Regions from separate parts of the Homo sapiens genome. Here region 1 is linked to region 2. The links are chromatin loops, found by intact Hi-C in ENCODE. Cell type or tissue: natural killer cell. All regions are shown on one strand.

Region 1 (2,500 bases), 210 kb after region 2:
ACGCCAACCGCGGCACACACCATCGCTCACACTGTACCCAGCCAAAAGCACCAACGCCTCCCCAAAGACACCTCGACTCCCTGCAGTCCCACAAATGGGTCCCTGTACACACGTGTACACATGCATGTACACAAACTCAAACCTCAACACCAGAATGAATCAAGGTATCTGACACAGGCACACTTACCTAGGGAGATACAGACACATCCAACCATTGACATTACACCCCGTCCCCGTGAAGCAAAAAGAGATGTGCATCTACATGCATATGTACTTCTCTGTCTCTCCCTCCTTCCTTTCCATGCCTTCCTTCTTCCCATTTCCTTGTGATTCTGTTTGGAAACTTGCAGGCTGATGGTCAGTCAGGGAACTTTCCAGGACCCATTGGATGTAAATCACTAACACAAAAGTACACCAGGCACACAGTCCTGGTCAACCAGACTCCCAGATGGGTGCACACACATGCTGCAAAGTGGGAGTCCTGGGTTCCAGGAACAGCTCAACATGGACTTGCTGTGTGGCCTTGGACAAGCCATTTCCTCTCTCTCTCTGGGCCTCTGTTTCCTCATCTATAAAACAACAGGTTGAACTGGGAGATTTCGAAGGGCCCTTTCAGGTCTGAATTTCTCTGTCTATTGTGGCAGACACAAATTCCTGCCAAGAGTTGCACACAAACGCAGGCAGCCCTGAGCACTCACACTGGCTGTGGTGGCCTGAAGCCACACCCACAAGGACACACAGGGGAACACAGGCACACAGGGCTCTTCCCAGCAAGGGTGCCTGCAATAGGGGCAGCAGCTCCCATCCTTCCCAGAGCTGGAAGTCAAGGAGCCTCAGAACCCACTCTTCTGGGAGCAAAGAACTGGGGACAAAGTAGAGAGATGGAGCATTGTTGTGAGTTTGAGTGGGGGACAGAGGGGGCCTTTCAGGCTGCTGTCTGATTTCCTTCCTTTTGAGCTCAGTCCCAGGACTGGAGCCATTTCCACAGCCTCGAGCTGACATCTTGTGGCCATCTCCAATGATTGCAGGCTTCACAAGGAGACACTCAGTCCCCTGCAGAGAAGCATAGCCCTGCCCAACCCAGAAAGTCGTTGGCAGAACACTGCTTCCCATCCCTGATGCCCTGTCCTATGCCCAGCTGCCAGGAAAGGCACAGGGGCTGACTTGTTCCTCCAGCGCGGACAGGTAGAATACAGGGGGCTACCTTGGGAAAAGCTTCAGGGTTACTGGGTGACAAAAGGGACTGGAAAAAAAATGGATGCTTAAGGGAGCTGCAGCCTGTGGTAGAAATGTAGTCCCACATTCCCACAGCCTCAGTCTAAGGTAAGGAAACATGGCCCAGGCCCAGGGGACTGCAGTCTAGGGAGGCGACACAGCCTTTCCCCAGGGATCTCCAGGTGAAGGAAGAGACTCAGCCCTGGCCTCCTGGAAGCCCAGTCTGATGGGAGGCATTTGGCCCTCCTCACAGACAGCCTTAGCTTTAGGGGAAGAGGGGAAGGGGAGAGACATGGCTCTGCCCTAATGGATCTTCTCATCTTAAGGAGAGAAAAACCTCAGCCCACAGCAGTGACCTCAGTCCTATCCGAGGAGTATGGAATTTGGGGGCTTGGAAGCCCCCAGCTATCTCAGCTTCCCATGCCAAGCCCTAATCTGGTAGTCTGAAAGGAACATGATTTCCATGCCTGCATCAGCAGCCTGGGGCTGGGCAGAGGGTTGGAGCAGAAGTTTTGGGGAAGTGGGCCATCCAGAGCCAGCCCCATTGATTCTGGAGAGACCTACTGGGCAGGGGTGGGGGGTGCATGGCAGGGGAGGACCACACTTTGCAGATCCTCCCAGAGGAAGCCATGATGGAAGTCCCTGGACAACCCTGGGCCAGTTCCTCCTACTAGCCAGAGCCTCCTGCCACCTCTGGAGCCAGGTCTTAGGACCCTGGAGATGACAAGTCACACACAAGGCAGAGGCCAGGGGTTCCCAACCTGGAACCAGGGAACCCTGGAGGTGCTGGGTTGATGAGTTTGTTATAAATTAGAGACTCGTTAAGAGAAGGTGAGAAGGGCTCAGTAACAGCTTTCGGGGTCCATCTTTTCGATTTCTTGTTCGGTTTGTTTATTGCTATTGTTCCTGTCTCATAAGCTTATTGCAAAACCAGTAAAAATGATCTATTCCGAAAGGGAAGTTGCTCTTTTGACTGGAAGCTGCCTCTTGGTCCTGGACCCCACCCCTCCCCCTCCTGGTGGCTGCAGCCTAGCCTGGTTGACCAGCTGTCTCCTGCCGCGGGGTCAGCAGAGGGTGCCAGATTCCTGCTCACTAGAAACTGTGTCCACCTGCCATGTAGCCACCCTGGGCTGGCCTCAGGCCTCCAACCTGGTCCCATCACCCCGATGACCGCTGCACCCCAGCCGTCCAGCTCACCTCTGATAGACACACCAGGGCTGTTATGGGGGAACAGGAGGCCAGGATAGGATCCAAGGACAGTCACTGGAGTCTTAAGTTTTGGGCG
Region 2 (2,500 bases):
CTGCCATTTATGGGTGGAGGGTGCCTCTTTCTGCCTTTTTTGGTGTCTCATACTCTGGGCATCTGCCTTGGCCTCCTCCCTTCTGTCTTGGAGTCTGTTTTTCCACAGTGGTCTTTTTTTGGTTTCAATTTCTGCTTTGTCTTGTTCTATGTGTCTTTGGGCTCTCTCTATATATACACGCATGTACGTATATCTCTCTCTCTAAATTTGAGAGAGAGATAGATAGATAGGGAGATGGATATATCTATATATCTATGGATATATCCCTGTCTGTCTGTCTCTCCCCTTTCCCAGGACCCTGTCCCCCTGCTCCGAGCTGTCTGCCTGGCATCTGCCTCCCTCTCTGCCTCTGGTGCCCCTATCAGTGTCTCTCACTCTGTCCCTGTCTCTCCCTCCGTCTTTGTCTCTGCCTCTGTCCCTGTCCTGTGGCTCCCTCTGTCCCTGTCTCTCCCTCTGTCCCTGTCCTGTGTCTCCCTCTGTCCCTGTCTCTCCCTCTGTCCCTGTCGCTCCCTCTGTCCCTGTCGCTCCCTCTGTCCCTGTCCCGTCTCTCCCTCTGTCCCTGTCCCTGTCTCTGTCTCTGCCTCTGTCCCTGTCCCTGACTCTCCTTAGGCCCCTCCCTGACTCAGGCCCCTCACACCTTCCGAAAAGTAAACATTTAATTTTTTTTTTTTTGCTGTTAATAGATTTAATGTTCATTTGTTGGTAGCCCAGGGGCAGAAACGCGTGACATTTCAAATAATTGTTGTTTCAGGGGTATCCTCTGGAGGGAAATGCGGCAAAAGTGTGGAGAAGATTTAAGCAAATGACTGTGTCAGCTTCTATTTACTCCTGACAGGATCGCCGGGGGCACGGCTGCGAGATAACCATTAGCGCAGCCGCCGATAAAGCGGGGAGGCTGCATTTCCAAAGGCTCCGCGGCCATTACGGGAAAGTTAGTGTGAAACATGTTAAATTATCCCCAAAGTGGAGGGAGCGGGGGAGGCGGCGGGGGAGCGGGCGCCCGAGAGAGCCACGAGACCCGCCGCCTCCGCCGGGGCCGGGTGACTGCGCCGTGCCCGACACGCCGACGTCCACCAGGGGGCGGCCGCGTGCGGCCCGAGCCTCGGTCTGCGGGTCCGGAGGATGGGCTGGCGGCCCGAGCCTTCCTCGCACCTGCGGGCGCGGACCCACCCGAGGCCGCCGGCTCCGGCTCCGGCTCCCTGCCTGGCCCCTCTGCCCAGCAGGAGCAGCCCGGCACCCCCGGAGAGCGATAGAGAGGCGGGGGCCTGGGTGGGGTCGCCAAGATCAGCCCCATGGGGTCACAAGAAAAGGCCTCATTGTGAGGCTCTAGCTGAGGCTTGGGACAGTTCAGCCTCAGCTCTTTTAGAGCCTCTGCCTTGAAGACCCAGCTCAGGTCTCGGCGCGGTGGCTCACACGTGTAATCCCAGTACTTTGGAAGGCGGAGACGGTGGATCACCTGAGCCAGGAGTTCGAGACAAGTCTGGGCAACATAGCAAGATCTCGTCTCCAAAATTAAAAAAAAAATTTTTAATTTAAAAATCCACCTCAGGTGTGTGCAGGTAACACCTATATGTGCCAGTGCCCAGGTTTGTGCAACATCCTGAGACGTGAGTTCACCTCTCAGCTCTGCCTTAATTAATTGGGTGGCCCTGGGCAAGTCCTCTGGGCCTCAGTTTCCCCATTTGCAAAGTAGAAATAATATATCTGCCCCACATACCTCACTCCCTGAGGATTAGTTGAAGTAATGAGACTATGTAAAAGTGATCTGAGAAACCATGCAATGCAATACAAGTGACAAGTACTGTTATTAAGTGTTAGTTATTATTAACATTCTGCTGAGTCCACAGGGAATACCTGTGCACAAAGGCCACAGGTGGGTGCACCAGTGCATGGGAAATAGGATCCCGATCACAGCTCTCTCCGAGGTCGGGGGTCGTTTTTCCCACCCCTCCTAGTTTTGCTCCCGTTAAGCCACACTTCTGGTAAATTAATATCTATGGGCTAGCATGACAGAGGAAACAGTGTTCCAGGCTAGCCCCTGCAAAAGCATGCCTATAGCATGCCTGGACCAGAACAGAGCAATATTGGCTGAGAACACTGTCTAGGGAATCTCTAGAGGGACCATGTGAGGCAGGAGAGAGGAAGAAGGGGAAGAGGAGAACACCTCTCCCCTTTGTGGTAATGGTATCTCCAGACAGACATCAGACTAATTTTCTTTCTTTCTTTCTTTCTCTTTCTTTCTTTCTTTTCTTTCTTCTTTCTTCTTTCTTCCTTCCTTCCTTCCTTCCTTCCTTCCTTCCTTCCTTTCTTTCTTCCTTTCTTTCTCTCTCTTTCTCTCTGTCTCTCTTTTCCTCTCTTCTTTCTTTCTCTCTCTCTTTCTTTCTTTCTTTCTTTCTTTCTCCTTCTTTTTTTTTCTGATGGAGTTTCTCTCTTGTTGCCCAGTCTGGGTGCAATGGGAGCGATCTCAGCTCACGGCAACCTCCACCTCCCGGGTTCAAGC

What was found. Hi-C counts contacts between places; a loop is a spot of excess contacts. Peaks named below come from ENCODE experiments on the same cell type or tissue, not always from the same donor. Only the 100,000 strongest peaks of a DNase experiment are listed, where the experiment ranks them.
Region 1: a loop joins it to region 2, with 15 times the contacts of the local background. A loop is called at or near these places in 40 of 110 quality-filtered maps.

The regions. Positions count from the first base shown.
Region 1 is chr10:100,877,646-100,880,145 of GRCh38, forward strand. No RefSeq gene overlaps it. Among named protein-coding and RNA genes, the nearest start is that of SLF2, 34 kb to the right of the region's middle. In natural killer cell, no CTCF peak of the experiment used is centred here; a DNase peak (open chromatin) is centred at 1,006.
Region 2 is chr10:100,670,103-100,672,602 of GRCh38, forward strand. No RefSeq gene overlaps it. Among named protein-coding and RNA genes, the nearest start is that of PAX2, 74 kb to the right of the region's middle. RefSeq lists a silencer at 989-1,168. In natural killer cell, CTCF peaks have their summits at 1,099 (motif pointing right) and 1,299; a DNase peak (open chromatin) is centred at 1,079; H3K27me3 peaks cover 1,672 bases.